2 separate regions of the Homo sapiens genome follow, and region 1 is linked to region 2. The links are chromatin loops, found by intact Hi-C in ENCODE. Cell type or tissue: IMR-90. All regions are shown on one strand. Links, peaks and the distances in the headings refer to the core of each region. The heading gives the core; the rest is flanking DNA. Region 1 overlaps CCSER1 (coiled-coil serine rich protein 1). Region 2 overlaps CCSER1 (coiled-coil serine rich protein 1).

Evidence for each region. Peaks named below come from ENCODE experiments on the same cell type or tissue, not always from the same donor. Only the 100,000 strongest peaks of a DNase experiment are listed, where the experiment ranks them.
Region 1: it touches region 2 in a loop (9-fold over the local background); 6 of 110 quality-filtered maps call a loop at or near these places.

What each region holds. Positions count from the first base shown.
Region 1 is chr4:90,306,618-90,323,103 of GRCh38, reverse strand. CCSER1 (coiled-coil serine rich protein 1) reads right to left here. Exons shown (of 11, transcript NM_001145065.2): 2 at 13,496-14,860; 3 at 10,057-10,241. The coding sequence starts at 14,819. Among named protein-coding and RNA genes, the nearest start is that of CCSER1, 190 kb to the right of the region's middle. RefSeq lists enhancers at 7,732-8,026, 7,762-8,121. In IMR-90, for the core only: a CTCF peak has its summit at 7,830 (motif pointing left); DNase peaks (open chromatin) are centred at 4,723, 5,163, 5,803 and 7,853; H3K4me3 peaks cover 169 bases; H3K27ac peaks cover 1,594 bases; H3K27me3 peaks cover 224 bases.
Region 2 is chr4:90,409,813-90,426,298 of GRCh38, reverse strand. All of the region lies in intron 4 of CCSER1 (coiled-coil serine rich protein 1), which reads right to left. Among named protein-coding and RNA genes, the nearest start is that of CCSER1, 290 kb to the right of the region's middle. In IMR-90, for the core only: a CTCF peak has its summit at 7,011 (motif pointing left); no DNase peak of the experiment used is centred there.

The sequences.
Region 1 (16,486 bases), core at 4,285-12,284, 100 kb after region 2:
AAGCACCCTGCATATTCCTGAAGCCACTGATTCTAGACCCCAGCGCCTGGATGGCATTTCTAGACCCAGCCTGGGCTAGAAGGGAACCTGCTGCCCGGAAGGAAGGATCCAGACCTGGCAGGATTCACCATTTGCTAACTAAAGAACATTTGGACCTTGCGTAAACATCAGTGGTAGCCATGCAGCAGTTGTCACAGACCTTGGGTAAGACCCAGTACTGCACTGGCTTCAGGCATGACCCAGTGCAGTTCCAGCTGTGGTGGCAATGGAAGTACTTACATTACCCCTCCCTCAGCTCCAGGCCACCTTACCACAGAGTCTCCTTCTGTTTAGGGGAAAGTGAAGGAAGAGAAAAAGAGACTTTGCCTGGTAAGCATTACCATTTACAACAGCAATAATAATAAAATATGTAAACTTTACTGGAATAAACTTAACCAAAGAAGTGAAAGATCTCTACAATAAAAACTATGAAACACTGATAAAGTAAACTGAAGATGAAACTGAAAAATCAATATTGTTAAAATATCCACACTTACCTAAGCAATCTACAGATTGAATGCAATCCATATCAAAATACTAATGACATTCTTCACAGATATAGAAAAATGATCCTAAAATTTTGATGTAACAATTCAAAATACCCAGAATAGCCAAAACCATCATGAACAAAAAGAATAAAACTGGAGGAATCACATTATCTGACTTCAAATTACATTACAAAGCTATAATAACCAAAATAGCATGGTAGTATCATAAAAACAGACACGCAGACCAATGGAACAGAGTAGAGATCTCAGAAATAAATCCACACATATACAGTGAATTCATTTTCAACAAAAGTGCCAATAACATACATGGAGGAAAGGACAGATTCCTCAATAAATGGTGCTGGAAAACTGGATATCCACATGCAGAGAATGAACCTACACGCCTATCTCTTGCCATATATAAAAATCAAATCAAAATGGATTAACACTTAAATCTAAGACCTCAAACTATGGAACTATGGAAGAAAACATTAGGGAAACTCTCCAAGACATTGGTCTTGGCAAAAATGTCCTGACTAAGACCTCAAAAACACAGGCAACCAAAGCATAAATGGAAAAATGGGATCACATCAAGCTAAAAAGCTTCTGCACAGCAAAGGAAACTATCAACAAAGTCAAGAGACAACCCACAGAAGGGGAGAAAATACCCATCTGACAAGGTATTAATACTCAGAATATATAAGCAGCTAACACAACTCAATAGAAAAGATAACTAAATAATCCAATTTAAAAATAGGCAAAAATATCTGAAGAGACATTTCTCAAAAGAAGACAAGCAAATGGACAACAGGCATATAAAAAGTGTCTTTTATCCAAACGACAGGCAAATAACAAATGCTAACAGGATGTGGAGAAAAGGGAACCCTTGTACACTGTTGATGAAAAGGTAAAGTAGAACAACCAGTATGGAGAACATTTTGGAGATTCCTTGAAAAACTAAAAATACAGCTACCATATGATCCAGCTTTCTCACTGCTAAGTATGCACTCGGAAAAAAGAAATTAATATATCAAAGAGATATCTGCACTCCCATGTTTATTGCAGCACTATTCACAATAGCCAGGACATGCAATCAACTTAAGTGTCCATCAGCAAGCAAAAGGATAAAGAAAATGTGGTACATACACACAATAGAATATTATTCAGCCATAAAAATCAGATGAGATCCTGTCAATTGCAACAACATGAATGAGACTGGAGGACCTTATTTTAAATAAAATTAATGAAGTGTGGAAAGACAAATTTTGCCTATTCTTACTCATATACAGGAGCTAAAAATTAAAACATTTGAAGTCACAGAAATACAGAATAGAATGATGGGTAACAGGAGCTGGAAAGAGTTGGAGGGTTGGGGGGACATTAATGTATGCAAAAATATAGTTATGTAGAATGAATAAGATCTAGTACTTTATAGCACAATAGGGTAACTATAGTGAAAAAATTATTTATTGTATATTTTAAAATAACAAAAACCTGGAATTGGAATGTCCCTAACACAAACAAATGATAAATGCTTGAGGTGATAGATAACCCAATTACCTTGATGTGATTAGTATTAATATAAATTGCATTCCTGTATCAAAATATCACATGTACCCCATAAATATATCCACCTATTATGTACCTGTAATAATTATTAAATTATGTTATCACAGAGGTAACAATGTAGGTGCTAAGTATTACTCAAACCGATCTTTAAATCATTTAAGAAGTGAGTTAAGTGTATGAATAAACTATTACTAATTTTGCCCAACAAACATACAAATTGTGACAGCTTCTAAATGAAAATGACTCATCTCAAAGTTCAGAAAGACAAAAATGAATGGAATATTTTTATTCAATCCTGCTTCTAAAGGCAACTCTGAATCTATAAGCTTATAAGAAACGAAGTGAGCTGGACTAGATAAAATAGCAGCGGATTTTAAAAATCTTCGCTTACCCATATTTGACCAAGATATTATATTTTAATGGGCTTAATGAATACCACAAATATTTGACTATTTCTTGTCCTCATTGTATGGCCAGTTTATAACTATCGTACTCATATAATCCTAGAAACCATTCTATAAGGCTGATAATCCTAAAATAAATTGTGCTTCCACTGGAACAATGTCATAATTGGTATGGCCTTCCTGATCAAGGATTTAGTGTCAAAAAAGCCAGAGCTTTATCAGACAATGCATCATAAGAAATACCTGTATATTTGAATAATAAGTTAAAATGTCAAAACTGTGCATAAGCACTCCACACACAATTCTTGTACTAGAAGCCTTAATTCACATCTATATAAACATGTATCATTATTTAACCAGAAATTTTACCTTTAATTTATTCATATTTATTAGATGCCTATTTTTCCACCAGGTGCTATATTAATGACCGCAAGAAATGCCAGTATATACACAGCTCCTTCCATTTAAACGATTGAAACCTTTCAGGTAAAATGAGACACATTCAAATAACTATGTGGTGAGTGTTACGTCCATGATACAATTTAGAAGGGTACTGAAAGGAAAATATGATTAGTAACTGGAAAAACAAATAAAAGCATAAAGGATTAGGGCTATTAACCTAAAATGTATGCCAGTTATCAACAAATGTAATTTCATGTTTAATGAGTGATACTTGTGATTTTCTTCCTTAAAATTTATAAGAATTGAGGAGAATGATTCATATGGCTCCATTTCCTGAAAAATATTAATGGCTTCCATTTTTATTAGATGTCCCTGTAACCAAGCAATATTTGCTTTAATTCTATTAACAGTCAGTTACACTAAAAACTGCAATCGTTATTTTAACTCCCCAAAGCCATTAACATTTTTACATACTGGAAAGTCTCATTAAGGATTTCAAGATTAAGAAATTTTCAAAATCAGATCTTCTAATTATCATCTTTGCTTTTTTTTGAGAGAGTCTTGCTCTGTTGCCCAGACTGTAGTGCAGTGGCGCGATCTCGGCTCACTGCAACCTCTGCCTCCCACATTCAAGGGATTCTCCTTGCCTCAGCCTCCCAAGTAGCTGGGACTACAGGCGCGTGCCACCACGCCTGGCTAATTTTTTGTATTTGTAGTAGAGACAGGGTTTCACCGTGTTAGCCAGGATAGTCTTGATCTCCTAACCTCATGACCCGCCCACCTCGGCCTCCCAAATTGCAGGGATTACAGATTTGAGCCACTGCACCCAGGCTGTCTTGTTTTTAATTTCAAGCTTGAGCAACTTTCATGCCGTGAAACAGAAGTGTGAAGGTGTATATACCAAATGAGCCCAGTGGGATTCTTTTGCTTGGCGGATTGTACAAGTGGGGTGTTTTGAGACTGATTTGTTTTAATATTAATCATGAGATTCATTTTGTACGTTCTTCTTTACTGTCCCAACTTTCTTTCAGCAAACCTGCTCAGCACTAGCAGCTGGGTCTCAGTTAGAGAAATGAACAAAAGACACAAGAAAGTTATGCATATATTTAACAGTGTCATTGAGTGTGTGAGATAAGGCACAGACAAAGCTGGGAAACAGGAGTTCATGTGCCCATTTTAACTCTTCTTAACTTTGGATTTCGATGCTCACAATCCAAATGAAGCATGCCCCACCCATTCTGAACTTAGAGATGGTCAAAATGGTTAAATCTGTTGTATTGGCAAGATAATGTTTAACCTTATCTCTCCCTTTGGGAACTCAAAAATCCTCAAGCACTGTCTCTTTCATCTTTGATTCTTCAGAGCAGATTGTCAATAAATATTTATTGTAAGAAACTGTGAATGTTTTAATGAATGAAGAAATGAAGAATTATAATGAATAAAGGATAAGCTAATAAATGAGAAAACAGCAGGCCCCAGAAGAAAAGTAAATGAATAGTAAAGTGTTTGGCTATCTCAAATAGGGTACAGTCATATTATTCTACTATTATCAATAATAAGTAAATTCTGCAGTTCAACATACCAAAAAATTAAATGTGATATGAGATGCTAACGATCTGCAACTAACTACTTCTTATTAATCAAATATAAATCGGATTTGTTCTTCTACCAAAGTCCTACAGTTATGTTTTTACTGTGTCATTCACAGTTTCCACATAAAAGCAGCAGGATGCTAAATGAAAGAAAACATGCTGTGTCAGAGTAAAATTGGCCATAAATGAAAGTTGTCTGAATCACTTAGCACAAATAGTACAGGGCAACTTTGCAAATGCATTTGCTGAGTAATCTGAAGATAATGCAACCTTCAAAACCAACTGCTTGGTGCAATGAAAATAAATACTTACAAAAATAGTAAAGATTCCTTGAGTCAAGGAAAAAAGTAAACTTAGTTCACTTAAGATACACATCTCAAGGCCTTTAAGTAAGGAAGAGAGAATATTCTAAAGAATAAAACCTGTAGTATATATGAATTCTTCAGTTACAGAGATGTTTTCATCTTTTCAACCACAAAGACCAGGACAGTGTGAAGCACAAAGTCAGGGCCCATTAAATGACTCTGGACAAAAGGGAAAGAGGAGGCAGTCAGTAAATCTCGATTAATTAAAAGAACTTGGATACAACAAAATATTTGGGAATATGAGTCATTAAGTGTTCACCAAACCTAAGTCTCCGCCTCTAGATACAGGAAACTCATTATTATTCTTGGCTGCTTTTGTTTCTAGTTTGGGCCATATGATTAGATCTGACCAATGAGTTGTGAGCAGAAGAAAGTGAGTTTCACAATTCAAAGTATTTTATTACAGGGACCTCCAGAGATCTCTTTCTTTTTGCCATGGTAAAAGGCAATGTTTGCAGAGTTAGCTGCTTCCACAGCCTGAATACAGGAGGAGGAGACATTGAACAGAACCCCAATGCCTTCCACAATAAACATGTAGCCTAAGTGAGAAAGAAATCTATATTATATAAGTCGCTAGATTTGGAAGTTATTATTTATTTATTTTATTTTATTTATTTATTTTTGAGACAGAGTTTCACTTTGTTGTTCAAGCTGGAGTGCAGTGGCATGATCTCAGCTGACTGCAACCTTCACCTCCCAGGTTCAGGCAATTCTCCTGCCTCAGCCTTCCGAGTAGCTGGGATTACAGGCACTGGCCACCATGCCCAGCTAATTTTTGTATTTTTACAAAATGCAAATAGAGACGGGGTTTCACCATCTTGGCCACGCTGGTCTTGAACTCCTGACCTCAAGTGATCTGCCTGCCTCAGCCTCCCAAAGTGCTGGGACTACAGGCTTGAGCCACCACGCCCAGCGGTATTTTTTATCACTTAGCCAAGTTTATCCTGACTCATCCACTTAGGCATTTTTCCTTCCTTTAACGGTACCAGGTCTTCTGTATTGTTCATTATATATGAATCTACTCTCACATTAACTTTTTTAGAGAGTAATCTTGTAAATATTTAGAGTTAGAATTCCCTATGTAAAGCCATTGGAGAACCCATGAGAAATCCTTACATGTATACATTTATATACCATAGTCTGGAGAGAAACTTCCTGAAGTAAGTTCTTTAAAGAAATATGTTCTTTAACTTTTTTCTAGAACAGCATTTTAAATTTTTTGGACAATCGCAAGAAATGTATTCAGAAAGCTACTCATTAGAGAAAAATTGGAAAAATACTATAAAGAGGTTTGAAAAAATATAATAAATGTGAACACTTATCAAATTGTTCCAAATTTACTTTGGATTCCTTTAATAAACCTAAGCCAATCCCAATTTGTTCTCGGCATTTGATGTTTGAAGAGTTCATACATCCTGTCCTTTCGCTTCCAGATTGAAATACCCCAGAAGTACACAAAAACAACAGAACTGTGGTATATCTAACTATATCTAATCCATCAGGTAATATCTTCGGTCTTTCAGGAAATGCTCAGCATCTTAATAAATAGAGCCATATTTTATTATGAGAATTGAAATCCCCATGAACTACATGAAGGGCTGCATTAATGCTAACATTAAAAGTTAGGAGTAAAGAAGTATTACAAAACTGCTAAGTATGAATATCCTCTTTTGTGACAAAGTTCCTTTTTGATGGGATATCTCTCAGTAAGGACATTGATACTATTCATCAGCATTTCAAGAAACATGACCGCATTTTAAGTTCAGATTAAGCACTAAATTTTGTTTCTGTTTTCCTCTTTTGTATCTCTTACAGAATGCTGCAGCCTAGACTTAGAGCAAGCAAGGTTAGATTGCTTTAAATGTTTTAATTTCATTACACCAAATTGATGCAAACAATTGAAAAATGGCTCAACTTAATTTTAAATCGAATACATTTTCCCAAAAGATTGTAGGATTTGAACTTAGAAAGGATCCAAATCCAAATCTTATCTCTGCCATTTATGAGCTATGTCATTTTAGGCAACCTGCTTATCTTCTCAGTACCTTATTTTCCTCTTTCGCAAAATTTGATCACCACAGAATCATTTAGTTGATAGTACTGTTGTGAGGACTGAATGTGATAATACATGTCAGGCATTAAAAGTAGTCACTTGGTTCCAACAAGCATTAAAAACACATGTTTCTATTATAATTGCTTTAAAATAAAATAACTGAACCATGGATACATTCTTAAATACATGCAGTTGCTTAAATTATTTTGGAAGAGGAATATAGAAAATGTGCCAGTGTTCACACAGACAGCTACAATTTTCCAAATATACATCACTTGTTTCACATGTATCTAGAACTAAATAATCCCTACCATTTCTTCCTTACAGTGCTACAAGTTAAAAAACATATTTCATGCATTTTAAATTAATTAATTAAGTGTGAAGTAACTGCTCAGGTGCGGTGACTCACACCTGTAATCCCAGCACTTTGGGAGGTGATGTGAGTGGATCACCTGAGGTCAGGTGTTCAAGACCAATCAGGCCAACATGGTGAAACCACATCTCTACTAAAAATACAAAAATTAGGCAGGCATGGTGGCACACACTTGTGGTCCCAGCTACTCGGGAGGCTGAGGCACAAGAATCACTTGAACCGGGGAGGGGAGGTTGCAGAGAGCCGAGACTGCACCACTGCACTCCAGCCTGGGTGACAGAGTGAGACTCTGCCTTAAAAAAATTAAAAATTAAAATAAAAAATGAATAAACTGTAAAGTAACTGAAAGATGAGACATAACTTGTAAAATCCAAAGGAAGATGGTAAGATCGTGAAGTAGTTTTTGGTAGTTCTCTTTAGGAAATTCAAAAGTTTCAGTATTTATTTCAGTAAGTTTCATCTGTAAATCCAATGAACATGTACAATATTTTACCAAGTTTCTGTTCCAACCCTGATATACTGTCCACCACCACGGCAGTGGTGTCTTTCTGCCATCTAGTGGACAGACTATAATACTACAGGCACACTTTTGAAAATTTAAATATAAGGCCTCAAAGGAACAAAACCACTTTTGTTTCTTAAGTTTTAAATCTTAAAAGCGGATCGGAGGGCTGAGCGTGGTGGCTCACGCTTGTAATCCCAGCACGCTGGGAGGCTGAGGCGGGTGGATCACTTGAGGTCAGGAGGAGTTCAAGACCAGCCTGGCCAACATGGTGAAACCCCCTCTCTGCTAAAAATACAAAAATTATCTGTGCATGGTGGCAGGTGCCTGTAATCCCAGGTACTCGGGAGGCTCAGGCAGGAGAATTGCTTGAACTGGGGAGGTAGAGGTTGCAGTGAACCGAGATCGCACCAGTGCACTCCAGCCTAGGAGACAGAGCGAGACTCTGTCTCAAAAAAAAAAAAAAAAAAAAAAAAAAAGTAAATCTGAGAAGAGTGACTTTGTGATATTATAAGAAGCACTTTTTACATTTTATTTATTTATTTATTTATTTTTTATTTATCTTATCGAGACCAGGTCTTGCTCTGTTGCCCAGGCCGAAGTGCAGTGGTGCAATAACTCACTGCAGCCTCCAACTCCTGGACCCAAGTGATCCTCCCACATCAGCCTCCTGAGTAGCTGGAACTACAGGTGCAACCACTTCTAGCTAATTATTAAATTTTTTTTTAGAGATGAGTTCTCAATATTTTGCCTAGGCTTGTCTCAAACTAGAATTATTTAAATTAAATGCAGTATGAAAAACACATGAGATATGAGAGAATATGTAAAAGGCACAACTTTGAGCAAGTTGAATAGTGTAACCCTATTAATATAAATGCCTCTCCATGAAGAAATACTGAAAATGTTGTGATGATAAATGTTTTGTAATACTTCATTAGTCCTAACTTTTAATGGTGCATCAATTGGAAATCCGCTTTAACATATTTTCATACTTAGACCAAAAATATCCACTGCAACAATAATAATATAATAGCCAATGCACAAAAGAACAAAACGAAGCATGAAATATATGTTTCCATATGTACAAATGTAAACACATACTCACATAGTCATTCTTTAGTATAATGGAAACAAGACACCTATTATCACTTGCTATTTTGTGGTTACAAATTTGCCCAGGATTAAGAAATGGTCACACCAGAAAAAAACGATTAAAACCTCTAACATCAAGCACAGTGATTTTGCTATCACACAATGTTACCTTACTAACTTAAGGCTTCTTCACAAAATAATTATCAGATCTCAATTACCTAATATTTTCATTTGAAACCCAATTATGTAAAACAATAGAGATATCATAAGTGATTTATTTTTGAGCATTTTTCACATATATGCATGGATAGGTAGGTAGAAAGATTATTTTAAGGAACATTTTTAGATAATAGATGTTAAATACACTGCTGAAAAAGGACACATTTGTGAGAAGGTGAGCAAAGTGATCTCCAAAAGGCAATCACACTCTAATACTTGTGAAACCTGAGGCCACATGGACCCAAGGCTGCAGTTCGCCCCTCATCTCTTCCCACCCCTGGGTCCATCTCATACCATGAGGGAGCTTCATACTAATGCCTCTGTGACACCCTAGTTCACACATACAAACTCAGACCATGCCTCTCCCCACACACCCCACCTCCACCCTCATACTAAAAGCAGGCTCTACAATTTGGACCAGGAATAGGGTATCTTGATTACCTCCAATGTATGCAAGCATTGGATGGGCATTTCACATTGGTCCTCATAAGCTTCACACCAACTCCTCACCCTTTGTGGAAGGGCACTGCAGGAGGACAGCGAGGATAGGGTCTACAGGGACTAAGAGTGGTACTGGAGTAAGTGTGATTTACAAAAGGGTATTTTCTGGAGGGCTATATGGTGGAGAGAAGATGTGAAATAATGGTGTCAAAGGGGAGCCTCATGTTCAGCATTTTCCCTAGTTTCTGTATTCAAGTGTCTTGTTCTAGAATAAAGAATGTCAAACTTTCCATGGAAGCAAGGAAGACAGGAACTAAAGACAGCTGTCATGGTGAACTCCATCCTGACCTAGGTGAAAAATTTGTTTCTCTGACTTGTAATGTCAACTATGGAAACAAATTTTCCCTTCAAATATGAGGTGTCTATCCTGTAGTCTGTGTTCATTTTGCAAGAGACATGAACATGTCGGATATAGACAGCATTATTTTATTAGAGGCAGACATATGTATATACTTACCAAACTGTTCATTTTTGAAGATGAAGAACCTGCTCTTTGCTTTCTTAAACTATTAACTTCTTCTATATTTCCATCTTTCGGTTTCAAAATCATTCTGCTACTCCCTGCAGTGCCTTCTGACGAGGATCGCAGTCTCCTCTCTATAAATCTTCCTTCACGAAATGGACTGAGACTACTGGCAAGAACTATGGAAAGGAAAATAAATAAAAATGAAGGTAAATATTTAAATGTAGTTTTTACAAATGTCCCACTGAAAGATCATGAAAAACTCTTAGTGTTATTCAAAGTTTCTCTATCACAAGAAAACTTTTAAATGTATAGCATCAGTTTAGTTCACTTAATCATGTAATCTCTTTGAAGCCCAAAACGTTTGGAGTCATCCTTTGTTGCTTCGTTGCTCACATTAATCACATAAATGAATCCTGTCCTTATTTCCTTCAAACTGTATACAGAATCTGATTCCTTCTACCTCTCCTTCTAAGACCCTGGACCAAATCTATGCTGGCTTGGTTACTGCAATATTTGCTACAATTCTCCTACCTCTGCCTACTCTCATCTGCCTCTCCACCCGCAACACAATCTACATTCCACATAGTAGCCAGAATCATATACTTAAAACATAAGTGAGGGCCATCACCACCACTCCTCTAGCCAAAAGGTGATGTTTTTCAAATGGCATAACAAATTCTTCATAATATGACCCATATGACTGCTCTCTCTGTCCCCAAACCAGGGACAGGAGGAGCACCCTGTTCACCTGCTCACCTCTGCAATCTCATGTCCTGCTCTCCCCTCCATCACTCTGCTCATGCCACACTGGACTCTTGCTGCTCTGGTACATCACTGGCATGCTCCAGCCCTACACAGCCTTTGACTCACAACCTTGCACTAATATATTTCTCTCAAATATCTGTATGACTTATTATTTAAGTTCCTTCAAACCTTTACCAATATGTTACCTTGGGTATCATCCTGTTACATTTAAAAATGCAAACTGGAATCCCACTTCTGCTTCCTAAGCCTTTATTCTGCTTTAAACTTACCCTCAGCAGTTATCACCATCTGATATATATAGCATGTTAACTGAGTATCCCCAGTGGAAAGTAAGCCTCAGGAAGGCAGGGATCTAGGCCTGTTTTGTGTATTGCTACATCCCTAGTGCCTAACATAGTGTTAAAACAATAAATATTTGCTGAATGAATGAATGAGTAAATGAAAAAATTGTTCTAATTAGGCTCATCTACTAGTTTAAAGACTGTCCAGAATCTATTAGTCCAATATATAGCAGTTCTTTTTAAATAACTTTTTAAGACAATGAATAAAAGTTAAATTGCCAGATAACTCATTAGTTCTGACATGATTGTACACCTAGAACACTTAGATGTGTATAAAGTACTGGCTTAAATATTTCATACAAAATACAAACTAAATTTAGCATTATGAAAGTTAGTGTCTATAGCAACTCTTTATTGGATAAAATACATTTACTTAGCTGTTTTTAAAATTTTAAACTTCAAAATTATAAAATCCTTATAAATAGCACATGAATATTTTCAAAAACTAAAGGATAGTTTAGTTTGTTGACATTACCAGCTTATTTATCCAAGAACAGCCAACACATTATCAAATCAGCAAAATTAATGTGTTATTGTGTTACAAATAGGATCCCAATCAACATAGTAATAGTCTCCAAGATAACTGATCATTCTCTAATTTCCAGAGAGAGAAAAATATGCAGTATTCAATTAGGCTTTGAGGAAAGTCATCATTACTAAATAAGAATTAGATATGTCAGGATAATTGCATTTCTATCTCTTTTTTATATAATTTTAAAACTTCCTGGATTTCAATATCAAGTCCATCATTTGCTAACTATGTGACCCTATAAAGTTATTTAACTTATTATAAATTTTAGTTATTAACATGACATGCAAAATTTTTATAAGGACTATATGAAACAGTGCATGCAATCTTCTTAGTACATTTTTGGGCATATATTAATTATACAAAAGGGTAACCATCATTAATATCATCATCATTATCATATTCTCATGATTATATTACAGGTAAAGGAGCTAGGCATATATGACTAAAGAATACAAAGTTCCAAAAATGGACAAACATGGTCACGTGCATAAAAGTGATCTTGTATCAAATGAGAAAAGTATTAAGACAGCTGGAAAATTAACTCATGCATTTAAAACTTTGAAATTCTATGTTTATGGATAAACTTTATAATCCTATTACTCGTGACATTATGTCACATAAATTTTATTTAATATTTTAAGTCATGACATGTAGTAAAGCATAGTTATGGAGAGCCAGAGCTTTGGATTCAGAGAGTTGTAATCTGACTGCACTACTTACCAGCTGTATGATTCTTTAGCCTGTTTTCACATTTGTAAAATGGGAAACATAGGAGCCTACCTCATAGGATTTATATCCCAATAAATGAATTATTAGTTTTGTGATTGTGGACACACAGTTTATCTTTGCTCCCATCTTCTTGCCTGCAAAATAGCTTATAATAATAGTAGCAATTTCAATCATTTTAATTAATGTATATAAAGTATACAGAATAATATCTAGGACATAATAATCACTTCCAAATTTGGGAAAATTATTAGTAGCAGTAGTAGCATTAATGATAGTAGAGAAAAAGGAATTAAAATATGTCAAAGATAGCCCAGCAGGTGGTATATATTCAAAAATTTTCTTGAACTGAATTTCATGTTAAAAAAACAAAGTTTTCTGTAGCCATATTACAGTAATGGACATATACTAACACTTTTTTTAAACTAAAGGGAAGGTGTCCAAAGTTGCACAGTTAGTTAATGTCAGAGGCAGAGTTGAAACCTGTCTCCAGCTTCCAAAGATAGGTTTTTTTAAGCTTACAATTCTGTTATTGTATCTAGAGATAGGAATTATTTATGTTGAAACATGGATCCTAATTAATAATGAAAGCTTAGTTAACAAAGGAAATTATAAAATTCGTATTAAATTATACAAATTTTATAGTGATTTTAGCTGGAATATATCCATTTCATTAAATAAGAAATACCAATGCCTCTATAATAAACTCTATAAAAGACAGTCCTTACTTTGGAGAAATCCACATTGCAAACAATTACTTTCCATTCACTTTCTTCTGAAGGTGCTCCAATAAACACCGTAACTAAGAGGCTGCTTCTTAGTTATGGATAACATAAGTGAGAAAAAATGAGTAATATTGCTGAATTACATTTTCAGCATAACACAATTGATGTAAGTTTAAAATCAAGCAGGGGAAACATTTAACACAAATTATGAATAGGAAACCATTTCGAAAGTGAAAAACAAGAAAAATGTGGTTTCCATTCATGAGATGGAATAAGAAAACTGAATAAAGTATAATGAAAATTAATTCATATCATTTGTTATACAAAAAAAATCAGCATACCTTTGGCAGGATTTGCTTCATATCCATGTGATGTTTTGTTAAAAATATGATGATCACCAGAAGTAGGTATTATCTTTGAATCTGAAATAGGATGGATCCCTTTTACATGTTCCGCTATTGCTTTATGTTGCTCATAAAATCCAAGTTTCCTTGGGGAGTTTGTCCCCAGCATTGTTTCACCATTTTGTAACCCTATATTTTCTTCTCTTTCACTATCTGCTGGTAGGTTACTCTCTGAGTGGCTCACACTTGTAGCAGGTAGTTCAGCAATTTGTAATAACACTTCCTTCTGATTAGCAGCAGAGGTTTCCGGTAATGAATTAGATTCAGTGCTACATTGACCCTCTAACCTATATTTCCCAGGAGACATAATTGCACAGGGAACAGTTCCCGTAAGTTCTGTTGTTGTCTTTGTAACAGCAGCAGAATTGAGGGACATCTGAGAGGTAGAATCATTGTGGCCAAAGTTGTCACAGTGGGATGCCATGCTTCCACTTTTAGAAAATGCATCCATTTCAGACACAGAATCTTCAGTCAAGGCTAAAAATTCTGAAGGTGTCTGAGCTGTGGTAAGATCAGCAGAAAGCAAAGGAGATTGTAAAGAGCTTCCTGCCCGTTCTGTTACATCCACAGAACAGGATGGCGAAGCTCTTACTAATACAGGTTCTCTCTCTTGGTACTGTGTAACTTCCAATGAGAATTCAGACTGTTGTACCAATGAAATGGATTGGCTCTGTAGAACTGGCTTAGAAAATTTATAGTGAGATGAAAAAGATTTAGGGAGTAGCTTCCTTGTTGACTGCTTAACAGAACGACGAGTTTGGTCTTCTGTGAAACCAGAATCATCCCCTTCACTTTTGCCAGAACTTAGACAATTTATAAAGACATTCTTGTTAGTTGAGTGCTCTTTTTCCCTTTCAAAATCCTCTGTCAAAGATCTTGTTATCTTCTTATTTCGTGAACTACTAAAACCAACAGAATGTCTTCCCCTGGTCTTAATATGTTCTTCCAAACTCAGTTTCTGCATATTGCTGTGACCAGGTTGAGCACCATTTGAAATACTAAGGTTCTGGTTGGTAGGCTCTTGCTTAGGCTCACTCCCCTTCTTATGGTGGAAGCTAATGGAAGGAGTACGGAATATGCTCCTCCGTTTACCTGTGCTACCTGAGCTTGAGTTAGTGCTGGAAGGAGAGGAACTGTGGACACCAACTGTATTACTGGAAGAAGGTGAAGAAGGAAGAGAATCATGTCTTCTGTTAATACTTCTTCTGAATATTGGCAACCGGGAGACCAGGGTAGATCGTCTTGATCCTGAGTCCCCCATTGGGAATCAAAGGCTTGCACTGTGAAAGCCAACTTTGCAGCCTGAGAAAGGTTAAAACAAAAACAACAAGTCAATAGAATTCAACTACAAATAATACATTTTAAAACAAAATATTGCTTTTCGAGACACAAAATAGAATTTAGTTTATACTAAGACGATAAATAACAAAAATCTGATACCTAATAAAGATTTTTTGAATTTATAAGTAGTAAAAATGACCCAATAGCTAGTATTGATATTTTGTAATGATGCAAACATTTTAAGATTAACAGAAATATTTAAAGTTTATGCAAGAGTGTTGGCTTTGGAGACACCAGGTATTTAAGACCCAGACTTCCTACTTATAGCTGTTCCATAATTTTGGTAAACTGTTTATTCTTAACTTTTTATGTTTATTTATTTAGATGCAGTAGGCACGTGACAGACATAAAAATTTCTGTCTGGGTAAATGCCCCACCATGACTCCTGTCAGAGACCACTAGAAGTATTTTCATTTTACACCACACGACTCAACAAGTTACTGACGTGAGCTCAACAGAATCACAAACAAGACAATGGTATAGCCTGACACTACAATCAGCACTCAAAGAAAAGCCAATGGCTATAGACTTTTTTTCTTCTCTTTTTTTTTTTTAAATTATGCTTTAAGTTCTAAGGTACATGTGGACAATGAGCAAGTTAGTTACATATGTATTCATGTGCCATGTTGGTGTGCTGCACCCATTAACTCGTCATTTACAATAGGTAATTCTCTTATGCCATCCCTCCCCCCTCCCCCCACCCCAGGACAAGTTTGGTTTGGGAAGCTGAGAGATAAGCAGGCCATTAGAAGAAGAAACTAAATCACAAGGATATAACATAGGGTTATAAACAAGTTAAACTTATGAGAGAACCACAGGTATCAGTTGAAGAAAATACTTGAGTAAAAACTAAGACAGTTGGTAACCTTGAGAGAAGTGACAATACATACTGAGAGAATCAGAAGCATAGAACATTTATGAACCATATTAATGTCAGTATATTCAGGGTATCAATGGAGAAGATAAAGGAGGAGGAGGACACGAGTGAGGAGATGTGGCAGCTACAACTCATCAACTGCTACGTACCAGGTACTTTCCCACAGATTATCTCTTTCACACCTTATATTTCTAGAAATAAGTAATAAGACTATGAACATTTTACAACAGAAAAGCAACTTGCATAATGTCATTCAGCCAACACCTGGTAAAGCAGGAATAAAAAACCCTACAGGGTCAGCTCATAATCAGCATGATACATACTGCATTCACTAAAGTAATTAGTCATGAACTCCTACTGCTGAATGAAGGCCCAGCTATGTTTCTACATCAAGGATTCAAACTTGTACAGCAAATATTGCTATTCTAGTGACTGCCATTTTTCACTGATTTTTAAACTGTACCTGATTTGGTTGCTGTTTTGTTTATGAGTTTTGCTTAATCCTTCAACTGTAATACGATCTCTCCCTTTGTAAATTGAATCAGACTCTGTTTCATTTCTTAGTCTTTACAACCAAAACTACGTGACTAAAAATTAACAAATACTATACAAAATTTAAAATCCTCTATTTTATCATCCTGATAAATATGAGAACTGATCAAGTAAAATACTTTCATTTCCTTGAACAAGTATGTGACAAAAATGACAAA
Region 2 (16,486 bases), core at 3,227-11,226:
ATAAATCAATGAGTATCAGCTCTATTTTGTTAGTTGAATAGTGATATAACTGTAAATGAAGAGAGATCATTTCAGGGTAAGAAATCAGCACTTGAAATATTTTATAGATGAGAAAGAATGTGCTGCATTCGTCATTCATCTGATGCCACTGACTCCCTACTCTGCCAAGGAATGTTGGGCCTCTGTGAAGTCCTACCATGTATCGCACTTTCCACGAAGAGTTCCAAGTTTCTAAACCATCTCTGGCACCATGCCACTTTATCAATACCCACTTATCCTTCATGGAAAAACGTCACTTCTCTAGGATGTCTTTTCTTACCACCAAAACTGCTATGTCCTGCATACTGCTCTTTTCTTCATTAACGTTTTTTTTTTAAAAAAAATAGAATCTTCCATTAGACTGTATGCTGCACAGCTTTATTTGTTACTAGAATCCTAGGGCCTACAGTAAATCTTCAATAAATATTTGCTGGAAGTCAAGTTTAGTGTGTAGAAAAAGTGGTGGTGTTGAAGCTTGAGAACTTTGTAAGCTCTGCCAACAAAATCAGATTTTATAATGAAAGTAATGGGTAATATTGACTTTTAAATAGGTTAATGATCAAGATCAGTTTGGTGGGTCAGCACACCTTGTGGACAATACAGAGAATGGATGATAAGAGGTCAAACTGGAGATAGAGGCTAGATTATTACTCTGGCAGCTGTTATGAAAATCCATTTGGGAAAGACCTGCTTTTGTTGAGAAAATTCTCTGCTAAGCTATTTTTGATGGCGGAGACTGTGCCTTTGGGCTCATTGAGTCAGTCTACACTTAGCTCTGAAAGTTGACTATAGATGTACATTGCTTGAATTAAGAAAAGCAAGAATTCAAAGTGCTCAAAATTTGGAAAAGAACATGGCTACAAGGAAGAAACTGAGTAAAGTCCAGAAGAGATAACAAAATGAAACTCTTGAATACTCTCTGTCTCTCTCTTCCTCTCTCTCTCTCTCTCTCCTTCATGCATTTTCAACTGCTGTGCTCTTACCTGCACCAGGTGATTCCTCCCTATCACTCCAAAATCTAAAATGAAATAAATACTAATCATGAAAGTGTTTATATGATAGAAAGTTTTTATAGAGTGGGTTAAAAGATAAAATCTGAGAGGGGCTCTGAGTTCTGTATGAAGAATGAGAGGAAGAAACAAAACAAAACAAAAAACAACAAAGATGGCACTAATGGACACTGATGCCAGACCAAGGGCCGTAAAAGACCAACTGGATCACATAAAGTTAGTTAGAGGAAAACGATGGCCTGAATAAAGACTAAAACAAAAATTATAAAAAGAAATGTGAGAATTAAGAACAGGTAAAAAGTAGAATCCGTTAAAACTAGTGACACCTGGTTTCAAATTTTGAAGTCAGCACTGATGTTGGTGCTATTCACAAAAGAGGAAATAAATATGAAGCAAAAACAAAGTTATGGGCAGGAAGAATAAAGTTAATCTTGGATCTGTTAAATCTGATGCATATAATTGACATCCGATAAAATTGCTAGCAGGCCATGAAATACATGTATGTGCACATCAGGAAAGAGGACTGAACTGGAAGTAGACTTTGGAGACAATCATTCTAAGGGATGGTTGAAGCTGGCTTCTTCTAGTTTCACAGGGGTATAAAAATGTAGACTATGAGTAATGTAATTCTTAGTAATCAAAGCTTCTCTCAAGTGTAGTATCTTATATGTGAGAATAGTGAAGATCATAGTAAGTAGGGATTGGACAAAATCTACATATATAAATGCATCTATAGGCATAAAACAATAAAGTTTGCCATATAATTCATGTATGCATGTAAAGAAATATGAGTATTATAGTTAGCGGTATACTGAGGATGATACATATTTTACCTTTGAAAATAAAACAAAAAAGCAAACATGATTCTATTAAGGATGTATAATGAGAAATGGAGGCTGTTCACAATTCTTTATATGGACAAGATCTGAAGGCAATGATACATGAATTAATAAATCACCCCTATGGATTTTTCAGATTCCTGTATTTCTTATCTAAAATATATTTTTGGAACTAAGACAGCATTACTTGCAAGACGCACATTTTATGTACCTCTTTAAAGAAAAAAAAGTTGCTAATCAATGCTAAAACACCTTATTAACACATCAATATCATAGATGTAAAAAATAAAATACTGTGAATTTTTCTTTTTTTTTTTTTTGAGACAGAGACTTGCTCTGTCACCCAGGCTGGAGCGCAGTGGCGCAATCTCTGCTCACTGCAACCTCAGCCTCCCGGGTTCACGCCATTCTCCTGCCTCAGCCTCCCGAGTAGCTGGTACTACAGGCGCCCGCCACTGTGCCCAGCTAATTTTTTGTATTTTTAGTAGAGACAAGGTTTCACCATGGTTTCGATCTCCTGACCCGGTGATCCGCCCACCTTGACCTCCCAAAGTGCTGGGATTACAGGCGTGAGCCACCACGCCCAGCCCAATATTTCATTCATTAAAATGTGTTATTAAAAAAGAACCACCTAGGCCTGGTGCAGTGGCTCACGCCTGTAATCCCAGCACTTTGGGAAGCCGATGCAGGCGGATCACCTGAGGTTAGGAGTTCAAGACCAGCCTGGGCAACATGGTAAAATCCCGTCTCTACTAAAAATACAAACAAGTTAGCCGGGCATAGTGGCTCTTGCCTGTAATCCCAGCTACTCAGGGGGCTGAGGCAGAAGAATCACTTAAACTCAGGAGGCGGAGGTTAATAAAAAAAGAAAATGAATCACCTGGTGGAGCCAGAAGCGGTGGCTCACACCTGTATTCCCCGCACTTTGGGAGGCCAAGGCAGGCAGATCACGACATCAGGAGATTGAGACCATCCTGGCCAACATGGTGAAACCCTGTCTCTACTAAACTACAAAAAATTATTCGGGCATGGTGGCACGCGCCTGTAGTCCCAGCTACTCAGGAGGCTGAGGCAGGGGAATCGTTTGAACCCAGGAGGTGAAGGTTGCAGTGAGCCGAGATGACGCCACTGCACTCTAGCCTGGCAATAGAGCAAGACTCCATCTCAAAATAAATAAATATAAATAAATAAATAAAAAGAACCACCTGGTAAAATTGATAATTTTTATTTCCATTTTCATTCAATATTTTTATCATTATTTACACCAAATAATATATATTTTAATTATTTTCTGATCTATGAATGCTCTACATATGGGAGCAGGCCCAAGTTACTATTGATGCCAAGATATGTGAAAAAAACTAGATCTTTCAGTGCATATACTGATGTTCAATAAGTAGACAAAATCTCACAAGGAGAAAACAAAAGAGACTTCCCAAGTCATCATTATCGAATATGGAAGAATTTACAACGATAAGCTGATTTAATCCATCTCTCAGTAATGCTCCTGTTTACCCTGTCATTTTGAGGCTGTTGAGAGTGTACTGCACTTGGGACAAAGTTTGAAAATATTTTAGTTCATGAGAGATTTCTTTCCATCTAAACCTTATCCCGAATATCCATTTGAGACACAGCCTGAAGATGCTTCTGTAATGTTACCCAAAGTCGCCTGCCTAAAAATAAACATAGCAGAAAATTAGGTAATTTGGTTAAGAATCCCATATCTGGTGTTTTTTTGTTTGTTCGTTTGGTGTTTTTTTTTCTGTTTTCGAAACAGGGTCTCTATGACTTGACATTGATCTTATAGAAAGAGAGAGAGAGAGAGACTCACTCTGTTGCCCAGGCTGGAGTGCAGTGGTGCAATCATGACTCACAGCAGCCTCAACTTCCTGGGTGTAAGCGATCCTCCCACCCCAGCCTCCCAACTGGCTGGGACTACAGGTGCATGCCACCATGCTTGGATAATTTCTTTTATGTTTTGTAAAGATGAGGGTCTCTCTATATTGTCTAGGCTAGTCTTGAACTCCTAGGCTCAAGCAATTTTCCAGCCTAGCCTCCCAAAGTGCTGGAGGATCATGTGTCTGGTTCTATGGGCTCTTCAGAATAGGGATGAAATTTATTCCGTTGTTGAATTGAGCACTCTTGGCCACTGGCCAAGGAGTGGACACAAACCCTGATAATAATCCTTCTATTTGTGTTGTTGTGTTCAGAGATGTGATTTCCAGAGTCTTAAATGACTTTGCACATCTGCTGCCCTGTCAAGTTCTCCAACAAAGAAAAAGGTCATTCAAGAGGAAAAAACTGACTTTCATGGACATTTGAGATAATGAGCCCTAGAAATCTGATATGTGATTGTAACACCTCAAACATTAGTGAAAATCTGGATTGATTATGCCTTTAGTTAAAAATGTTCTATCCTTCTCCCTCCCTCAGTAGGGAGACTGAGGCCCAAAACCACCAACCCACAAACAGCAGACTGTCTACTTTAACATCACTTTCCTATTTTATTGTCTTTTTGGTGTACCCTAACAATTCCAAAACATTTTACACCACTGACTGTCCCCAAAGACCCACCAATTTTTCAATAAAAAGCATCAACAGAGAGTTCAACCCCTAAGAGTCATTAAATTCTTCATGTTAAAATCCTCCCCTCACTGTTTCCGCCAATCCTACAACTCTAAACTTTTTATATGCTTTTTATGTTTTTCCCCATATTCTTTCCCCAGGTTCTTGCAAAAGACTACATAGATATAAGGATAAAAAAATCATTATTTTTATCCAATTCAAACAAACCCTTCAATTGAAACATCTGCCTTAAACCACATTCATACTCTCAGTAAATCCTATCTTGTACTTTCCTCTACAGAAAACTACCAGAATTCAGTCAAGGTAGCGTTTTTCCCTTACCTCAGTAAACAATAAACTGAACACTGTCTTATCAAAAGGTTGAAGAGCCAGCATTTAACACTATTATGGCTTCAATCAGATCTACTATCATTCTACTATCCAGACAAGGCTTAGCCTACTTTAGGTTATGCTAGCACGTTATGATGTAAGGGTACAGAAAATGTGGTCTTGATAAGAGTAAGAGTTTCCCAATTCCATCATAAGCTTTTAGAAAATGTGATTAATAAGATAGAGTATCAGAAAATAAATAAAAGAGATAAGATGCTATCATATGACCTGATGAATAGAAAGTCTATAATTGTTTTTAGTATGCACAATTGCAACCTAATTTGTTGTAATTGTGTGAATCTTCATTATTATTTCTCTTTTCTGCCTCAGGCACGATAGGAAATTATGTTTCATGTCAGTGGTTATTTTTCTTGTTGGTGAACAACTTTAAATACATAAATATTCTATTCCTTTAGAAGAAAGACCAGCGTTTGCTTTCTTAATTACTTGTTCATTTTGATAGTGACAGCTGATGTTCCTGGCATTATTCAAGCAATTGTATGGAGATGTCACCACATAATTGTAAGAGGCCATGAAATTTTATATTGAGACACATATTTTCTTTTCTAATTGCACCAGAAAAACCATGCCGAATGAAATACATCTTTTCTTTTGACTGTATCCTCTAATGAACTTGGGCCATTGACTGCCCTTTTGTGCAGCAGAAGAGAGTTTATGTCAGTAGGAAATGCTACAATAGCAGGTTACAAGTAAATACTATGACTTCATTAAAATTGTTGTTATTTAATACTAAATTAGGTCAGGATGTATAAACATTTTTCAGCTACTGTTGATTGGATTTAGAAAACTGTTCCATCTAAAAGCCTTCTTTGTCACTGAAGCAATCCTCTTAAAAATATAGCAAAGTCTGAAAGGCAAAATAGATAGGCAGAAGCACTTTTAAATCAGGAAATGCAAATGATTTAGTCTGTTGGCAACTACCATAAAAATCAAATAATTGCCATCTTACTACATGGAGCTAGTCAATTTCTTACTTAAGAGTCATCTCTTTATTACAAGCAAACTATGTGACCCTGAACAAAACATTTAAAACTATTAATATTCATAGGAGAAGAAGTAGGAGGAGCTTCTACTTCTAAAATTCTCTCCCAGTTAGAACATTATTCTGTCACTTAAGTACATCATTTAACACAGAGTATGAAAAGAGTGCACCCAGGTGAATGTTACTATTTTAATTAATAAGTTCAATATTTTTTAATGGGAGTGTAAAAGAATGTATCAAACTAATGAATTAATCAATTGGTCAATTTGTAAATTGGTCGAGCAAAAACAGCTAATAAAAAATATTAAATTTTGAAATATCTACACTAAAAATGTATTATCGATAATTATATAGTCTTGTGTTTAAGGAATATCATGGTCCCCATACTCAATTAGTAGACTATAAATTACTGCTTTTTCAAGTACGACAATTAGGAAAGCCTTTCGCACAGCTATCCTTATATCTAAGTAGTCTTTTGCAAGAACCTGGGGAAAGAATATGGGGAAAAACATAAAAAACATATAAAAAGTTTAAGGTATATTCACATTTTTGCCATGGGGAATCATTATAAAATGACACTTCCTGGATAGTTAAAGCATATGAAGAACTGAGGGTTTATTTTCATTCAATAAATTAAAGAATAAATAAGAGTTTAGATATATTTCCAAAGTGAATTATACAGCTCTCCATCTCAGAATAATGCAGAATGTATTTTTTCTTGATGATTAAGAACTACAATAATAGTTTTTAAAAAGTAATGGTGTGCCACATTGTAATACAGCAATACTTCATTCCCTGCTGCTTCTCTCTCCTCTTCTCTCTCCTCTTCTAAGATGTTATTATGATTTTCAGTGCCTTGGAAAACATATAACCAAGTATATTAGAACTGTACATAAAATTAGAAGCATCAAGGTCTAGAAAAACAGTTAAAAGAAACTGCCATTTAATGTTAAGATCTAGGTTAATACTGGCTGAATAAGTTCTTTAACCAGAGTATTTGCTCCCTCCACTGTACTTGATGTATATTAACATCTATTTCAGAGTGTTACTGTGATAATTTGATGAGATAACATATTTGAAATAGCTTGTAAACTATAAAGCTGAATACAAATGTATGACAGGATTACTATCATCGTTAGAAGAACAAGATTGCCATCTAATGGCAACCAAGCAGATAACAGGTATTGTATCCCTTTTGAAGTAGAAATACAGAGTAATAGGATCTGCTGATGAAACACACAAAGTGACAACTGAGATCACAATTTCATCCTCACTAAAGTGTTATCAAAATTGTAGTGTAATAGAAAATTTGGAAACGCTATTATAACTGCTCCTTCTAGTAACTAAACATCATTGAGAGCTTTTATAGTGGAAACAGTAAGTGGGTATCAAAGCCACATAGGCATAATTGAAACCCAAGAATAGCTCTGTAATCATGCACAAATAACAGTGCTCTTCTGGGTTTCTCTTCCTTCATCTATGAAGAGAGAATGATAACACTTTCTGAGAATTGCTGTGAGGATTAAATTAGATAATCCAAAATGCTTAGAAATTATAGCTTAAAACTAAAGCAAAACCTGAAACAACAAAGTGCCCAGGCCAGTGGTCAGCACAATGTATATGCTTCAATAAATAAACATAGTTAATTCCAACTTCTTAGGTGAAGTCAAAGACAAATATATATTAAGTGATGCCCATAACTTAAAAAGCTATTAGAACAGAAGGTCAGTTTAAAACAAATGCTTCAGTGAACATGTGATTTTAACATTTTACATGAATTAATTTTATTAGTCAACAGAATCAAAATGGCTAATTACAGAGCCTCAGAGTCAGAAATACCATGTTTGAGTCTAGCTGGGATATTTATTCCTATAATGCTTTATCACTCAAAGCTCCAACTTTCTCAAATGAGAAAGTGATGTTATTTACCTCATAAATTGGCACCTAGACTCAATAAATATTATTTATTATCCCATTATTTTATTTAGTGCTATAATTTTATAAGCTTAGAAATAAATGATAAAAATTAGTTGCATGTGCTGTGGCATTCTATACTTAAAATTTGAGAAATTCTATATTTAAAAATGTTAAGATTTTCCACTAATAGAGACTGGAAAGATCACTAAATCTGTCAGAATCAGATGCTGATTGGCCTACATACAGGTATATCACATTTTACATGCATATTTTTAAAATGGTATTAGCAGTAGTTCTTAAAAATATATATGCTGGACATGAGATTGCATATTCTACAAAGCTTTAACTTATTGTTTCTCCATCAAATTTATGAGGTAGATACATCATCGCGCCCATTTTCAGATGAAGAAGAAAAGCTGCAAAAGATTAAATAACTTGCTCAAGTTTACATAGCCTGGCTGGTGGTTGAGATTTGTCTAATTCCAGAGCCAGCATCCATATTTTTAACCATTATGTTATACTTCAAAAATTAAGTGCTGTATGTTTCTTAGTTTTATATAATCAGATTAAAAATACTTTAGACACACTTTTTCTGACCAAGACACATCAGAGCTTGTAGAAATTTATAGTTGATTTCTATAATTTTCCCTGTGTGAATGTTGTTGCAATTCTCTGTACATTACCATTCGTATTAGGAAAACCACTAGGGTTTCATCTCTGCTCTGCTGTACTATTATTCATTAAAAATTAATAACAAAAATTATCTCCCTAATTAATAGGCACAGGAGGAGTTCCTAACTCACTGCAGAATTTTTATATTGCTTGTTCATCAAACTCAAAATAATTTAGCAACTACGCAATTAATTCCTCATTGATATCATTGGGCCATTACTTCCCCATTTTCCTTTGGATATATACCAAGAGACACTGCCCTAGGTGTTTTCAGATCTAATATACTAAATAAATAACCAAAACAACATAAAATATCTTCATTCTATCATCCAAATGACCATTACATTCTTTTTATCCAAAAACATTAAATAAGTAAGATATATTTTTAATTTAATTTAAAAACTCTTCTGCAAATTGTAAATATCAACCTTAATACAAAGTAACAGCCATAATTTCTCTTTGAGTATTAATGATTAATGGTTAATATTAATGGTTAATAATTTTTAAGGTATTTAAAATAGAAATTTATTCTTTTTCAAATAAATTTCTATTTTAAATATGCTATGGCAATTTGGACATTTGACTAACAACCAGAAAAAAAGTTCATGCATTTAAATGCATTGGTTTTTTTAAATTTTTTTTATATTTATTATACTTTAAGTTCAGGGATACATGTGCAGAAGGTGCAGGTTTGTTACATAGGCACACATGTGCCATGGTGGTTTGCTGCACCTATCAACCCGTCATCTAGGTTTTAAGCCCTGAATGCATTAGGTATTTGTCCTAATTCTCTCCCTCCTCTTGCCCCCAACCCACTGACAGGCCCTGGTGTGTGATGTTCCCCTGCGTGTGTCCACGTGTTCTCATTGTTCAGCTCCCACTTATAAGTGAGAACATGTGGTGTTTGGTTTTCTGTTCCTGTGTTAAGTTTGCTAAGAATAATGGTTTTCAGCTTCATCCATGTCCCTGCAAAGAACATGAACTCATTCTTTTTTATGGTAAATGCACTGGTTTTAACACAAAGAAATATACCACCTATTATAAGCAAAGTGTCCTATTTGATTTTTGAATATTTAGTACTAGTAAATTATCACTTAAAATGTTACATAAAATTTAGATAATAACATTTAAATCAGAAAGCACATTTTAAAATAATTTATAATAATGATAAAACATTAAGAAACTAGGGTCTACAAAAAATAACCAATAATGGGACAACGTCTTTAACAAGGAATTAAAACTGTCTAAAATTTCAAGAATGGTAACCAACTTGTACTGGGCTCTTACCCTATTTTGGGCAACTGAGAATAGAACTTTGCATGTCACTCATTTAGATAGGATTATATTTTGAGACAGACATAATTATTGTCATTTTACAAATGAGGAAACTGAGCTCAGAAATATCATTTGTTGAAAGCAACTGTGGGCAGAGCTGGAATTCTAACTTGGATATGCCTATCTTTAAAATGCCTGCTCTCTTTTGATATTAATTTGTAGTTTCTTTATTTTGAATGAATCATTAAGGTGCAATTTTCTCTCAGAGTTATTGTGAGGATTAAGTTGAGAGGGTTTACAAAAAGAGACTGGCTCATTATAGGCATTCAATTTTCCTTTCCATCAACCTATTTTTAACTTTATGAATTTTAAAATATTTAATTGATAAATAAGATTGAATATAGTCAAGGTAAAAAAAAGGTAATGATTTGATATACGTACATATTGTGCAGTGATAGCCACAAATTAATTAACACATCCCTCACCATTCATGCTGTATATTAGATCCTCAGAATGTGCTCATCTTACAACTGAAAGTTTGTATCTTTTGATCATCTCTCCATTTCCCTACCCTGAAGCCACTGCTAGTTCTACTCCCATCAACTGAGATCTCCAGCTATAAATTGCCAATGATTATGTACAACCTACCCCAGTACTAACACAGAAGTCAGGGTAAGAATTAAAGAAACAGTATTGTAAGTAATATACTCCAAATGGGTAACACTAAAATGTGTTTTAGCCCTCTTTTAACTTTAATTCATTTAATTATGATGCATCACTCTCATTACCCAGGTGCATATTTCCCATCAGCTTCTGCCACTACGAAGATAATCCTATGAGTAGCCGAAATAGAAACAGGACCTTGTTTTAGTTTACCATGGATTAAATAGCTAAAGATTAAGTATTCCAAAACACAAACCCAAATTCTTATTTAGAATATGCATTGCTTAATATTTAACCAGTTATTTGATAACAGCCATTTGCAAAATTGTCTTATTTGTTACCCAGTGGTTATCTTTCATCAACAGCTCATTTCAGAGGATTCATCAGGAAATAACATTGCTTAATATCTGATATTTTATTAAGCTTTATGGTAATTACTTTCTGTCTGACTAAAATTCTTGACAATATTTACTTTACCTAATTTCCATATTGAAATTATTTGAGGAATACAAAGTATAAAAAAAGTTAATCGATTTTATTTTGAATTAAGTACGTTCCTTATAAGGCTCCAAGCTTTTGCCACACTGACGTGGCACCGTTTAGAACTGTTAATACTGAACTGGCAGCATGATGTCTCAGCTTGTACTGAAGGGGGTTGCTAAGCAAATTATTCCCGATTCAAATCATGTGCACCTTATGAAGACATGTGAGCAAAATACATTTCAGTTCTTAGGAACAAGAATTATTTTATTTAAGAAAATACATTCACTGATTGAATGATTGATGATATATATTTTGATTTTTCAACTGATTTTCTTTCTTCATACATGCTAATAGGACACTCAAAATAACATTTTCAATTCACCGTCATAACACTAGTAAACTTTTTGTGCCTTAACCTTATCCATAGCCTCATCTTATTTTTTTTCATATCCTGGTTACTTTGTTTTCCTTAAATGATTATTATTTTATCTGTGTTATAAATATTTTGCAAGATGCATAAGTGAATAGAAAAATATCCTCAAAACAAATGTGAAACTACATAAAGAAAAACAAACAAAAATGTATTGCTGGTATTTTTCCTTAGACAAATTGTATAGTTCATAACATATACTTCACTGTGAAGAAAACTTCAAGGGAACTTATTTGAAATATTGACCTTGAATATTTCAAGGTCAAGTCTTTGAAATATTAAATGCTAGTAAATATCATTAAAACCCCTTTTTAAAAAAATATGCTGAGGTTTATCTAACGAACCTCGCTGCTAACATATTGCATGACTCAATTTGTGACAAAAACAATACTATACAAACATGAATAAGAAAGTGAGGACAGATAAAAAGTGTGAAGGGTCACTAATATACTTTTTAGTTTATCAAAGTATAAATGCTAGCATCTCATATTTTCTAACATAAAATCCCTGTGCTTGATCATATATGCTTTATAAATTATTTATTTAAAGGAGAAACAATAAATGTAATATTTTACCACAAGAAAATAGAAATGTCTGGTAGTAAAAAACTTATAATCCTGTGTTTGAAACATAATGTGTATTATTTCACAAAAAATGGTTTCCAGAAAACATTTTTCAGAAACTCAAGAAAATATAATAAAAAAATCCTTTAAATCTAAAACCTTTTAAATTGAAAACCTTAGCCTTTATATTAGAATTTAAAACAATAAAATTAGATAATGCCAAGATCATGGTAAATTATTGAAATTTTTAATTTTATTTTTAAATTTTTTTCCTCTCAAGGCTATCTCCTTTTAGGAACTCACTTTGAATTCATATACCATTCTTTCATTGAAATTGTTCTTCCTGGCTTTCATAAAAATAATAATATCCACTTACTGCACTATAAAACATATTTTATTTCTATCATTATTTGTACTACTGCTCCTTTTAGGAAGAAGATATATATATATATATATATATATATATATTTTTTTTTTTTTTTTTTTTTTTTTTTTTTTTTTGAGACGGTGTCTCGCTCTGTCACCCAGGCTGGGGTGCAGTGGCGCAATCTTGGCTCACTGCAAGCTCCACCTCCCGGGTTCACGCCATTCTCCTGCCTCAGCCTCCCGAGTAGCTGGAACTACAGGCGCCCGCCACTACGCGCGGCTAATTTTTTTTTTTTGTATTTTTAGTGGAGACGGGGTTTCACCGTGGTCTTGATCTCCTGACCTCGTGATCTGCCCGCCTTGGCCTCCCAAAGTGCTGGGATTACAGGCGTGAGGGAGGAACATATATTAATTTAGGACTCTTTATTACAAGGATTTATGAAACTATTCAAATTATTCAATACAATCAGCAAAAACTAAACATTCACACCCCGTATCATTTTTATACCAGTACCATGCTGTTTTGGTGACTATGGCCTTATAATTTGAAGTTGGGTAATGTGCCTCCAGATTTGTTTGCTTAGTCTTGCTTTGGCTATGTGAGCTCTTTTATGGTTCCATATGAATTTTAGGGTTTTTTCTTTCTAGTTCTGCAAAGAATAATGGTAGTGTTTTGAAGGGAATTGCACTGAATTTGTAGATTGCTTATAGCAGTATGGTTTTTTTCACGATAATGGTTCTACCCATCCACGAGCATAGGATGTGTTTCCATTTGTTTGTGTCACTGATAATTTCTTTCAGCACTGTTTGTAGTTTACCTTGTAGAGGTCTTTCATGTCCTTGGTTAGGTATATTCCTAAGTATTTTACTTTATGTTTTTGCAGCTATTGTGAAAGGGGTTGTGTTCTTCATTTGATTCTCAGGTTGGTAACTGTTGGTGTATAGAAGGGCTACTGATTTGTGTACATTAATTTGGTATCCTGAAACTTTGCTAAATTCATTTACCAGGAGGTTTTTGAATGAGTCTTTAGGGTTTTCTAGGTATATGATCATGTCTTCAGCAAACAGTGACAGCTTGACTTCCTCTTTACTGATTTGGATGCTCTTTATTTCTGACAGCTTGACTTCCTCTTTACTGATTTGGATGCTCTTTATTTCTTTCTCTTGTCTGATGGCTCTGGCTAGGACTTCCAGTACCATGTTGAATAGTAGTAGTAAAAGTGAGCATCTTTGTCTTGTTCCAGTTCTCAGGGAGAATGCTTTCAACTTTTCCCCATTCAGTATGATGTTGTCTGTGGGTCTGTCATAGATGGCTTTTATTACCTTAAGGTATGTCCCTTCTATGCCGATTTTGCTGACGATTTTAATCATAAAGCAATGCTGGATTTTGTCAAAGGCTTTTTCTAATTCTATTGAGATGATCATGTGATATGTGTTTTTAATTCTGTTTTGCTTGTGTGTCACTTTTATTGACTTACATCTGTTAAACCATCCCTGCATCCCTCGTATGAAAACCACTTGATCATCATGGATTATCTTTTTGGTTTTTTTTTTTTTGATGTTTATATTTATGATTCAGCATCTTTTTTTAACATTCAAAATTCTTTTTTTTATTATTATTATACTTTAAGTTTTAGGGTACACATGCACAACGTGTAAGTTTGTTACATATGTATACCTGTGCCATGTTGGTGTGCTGCACCCATCAACTCGTCATGTAGCATTAGGTATATCTCCCTATGCTATCCCTCCCCCCTCCCCCCACCCCACAACAGTCCTCAGTGTGTGAGGTTCCTCTTCCTGTGTCCATGTGTTCTCATTGTTCAGTTCCCACCTATGAGTGAGAACATGCGGTGTTTGGTTTTTTTGTCCTTGCAATAGTTTCCTGAGAATGATGGTTTCCAGCTTCATCCATGTCCCTACAAAGGATATGAACTCATCCTTTCTTAAGGCTGCATAGTATTCCATGGTATATATGTGCCACATTTTCTTAATCCAGTCTATCATTGTTGGACATTTGGCTTGGTTCAAAGTCTTTGCTATTGTGAATAGTGCCGCAATAAACATACGTGTGCATGTGTCTTTATAGCAGCATGATTTATAATCCTTTGGTGTATAAGAATGCCTGTGATTTTTGCACATTGATTTTGTATCCTGAGACTTTGCTGAAGTTGCTTATCAGCTTAAGGAGATTTTGGGCTGAGACAATGGGGTTTTCTAGATGTACAATCATGTTATCTGCAAACAGGGACAATTTGACTGCCTCTTTTCCTAATTGAATGCCCGCTATTTCCTTCCCCTGCCTGATTGCCCTGGCCAGAACTGCCAACACTATGTTGAATAGGAGTGGTGAGAGAGGGCATCCCTGTCTTGTGCCAGTTTTCAAAGGGAATGCTTCCAGTTTTTGTCCATTCAGTATGATATTGGCTGTGGGTTTGTCATAGATAGCTCATGTTATTTTGAGATACATCCCATCAATACCTAATTTATTGAGTTTTTAGCACGAAGTGTTGTTGAATTTTGTCAAAGGCCTTTTCTGCATCTATTGAGATAATCATGTGGTTTTTGTCTTTGGTTCTGTTTATATGCTGGATTACGTTTATTGATTTTCGTATGTTGAACCAGCCTTGCATCCCAGGGATGAAGCCCATGTGATCGTGGTGGATAAGATTTTGATGTGTTGCTGGATTCAGTTTGCCAGTATTTTATTGAGGATTTTTGCATCAGTGTTCATCAGGGATATTGGTCTCAAATTCTCTTTTTTTGTTGTGTCTCTGCCAGGCTTTGGTATCAGGATGATGCTGGCCTCATAAAATGAGTTAGGGAGGATTCCCTCTTTTTCTATTGATTGGAATAGTTTCAGAAGGAATGGTACCAGCTCCTCCTTGTACCTCTGGTAGAATTCGGCTGTGAATCCATCTGGTCCTGGACTTTTTTTGGTTGGTAGGCTATTAATTATTGCCTCAATTTCAGAGCCTATTATTGGTCTATTCAGTGATTCAACTTCTTCCTGGTTTAGCCTTAGGAGGTGTATGTGTCCAGGAATTTATCCATTTCTTCTAGATTTTCTAGTTTATTTGTGTAGAGGTGTTTATAGTATTCTCTGATGCTGGTTTGTATTTCTGTGGGATCAGTGGTGATATCCTCTTTGTCATTTTTTATTGTGTCTATTTGATTCTTCTCTCTTTGCTTCTTTATTAGTCTTGCTAGTGGTCTATCAATTTTGTTGATCCTTTCGAAAAACCAGCTCCTGGATTCATTGATTTTTTGAAGGGTTTTTTGTGTCTCTATTTCCTTCAGCTCTTCTCTGATCTTAGTTATTTCTTGCCTTCTCCTAGCTGTTGAATGTGTTTGCTCTTGCTTCTCTAGTTAATTGTGATGTTAGGGTGTCAATTTTAGATATTTCCTGCTTTCTCTTGTGGGCATTTAGTGCTATAAATTTCCCTCTACACACTGCTTTGAATGTGTCCCAGAGATGCTCGTATGTTGTGTCTTTGTTCTCGTTGGTTTCAAAGAACATCTTTATTTCTGCTTCATTTCATTATGTACCCAGTAGTCATTCAGAACAGGTTGTTCAGTTTCCATGTACTTGAGCGGTTTTGAGTGAGTTTCTTAGTGCTGAGTTCTAGTTGGATTGCACTGTGGTCGGAGAGACAGTTTGTTATACTTTCTGTTCTTTTACATTTGCTGAGGAGTGCTTTACTTCCAACTATGTGGTCAGTTTTGGAATAGGTGTGGTGTGGTGCTGAAAAGAATGTATATTCTGTTGATTTGGGGTGGAGAGTTCTGCAGATGACTATTAGGTCCACTTGGTGCAGAGCTGAGTTCAATTGCTGGATATCCTTGCTAACTTTCTGTCTCATTGATCTGTCTAATGTTGACAGTGGGGTGTTAATGTCTCCCATTATTATTGTGTGGGAATCTATGTCTCTTTGTAGGTCACTAAGTACTTGCTTTATGAATCTGGGTGCTCCTGTAATGGGTGCATGCATATTTAGGATAATTACCTCTTCTTGTTGAATTGATCCCTTTACCATTATGTAATGGCCTTCTTTGTCCCTTTTGATCTTTGTTGGTTTAAAGTCTGTTTTATCCGAGACTAGGATTGCAACCCCTGCCTTTTTTTGTTTTCCATTTGCTTGGTAGATCTTCCTCCATCCCTTTATTTTGAGCCTATGTGTGTCTCTGCACATGAGATGGGTTTCCTGAATACAGCACACAGATGGGTCTTAACTCTTTATCTGATTTGCTAGTCTGTGCCTTTTAATTGC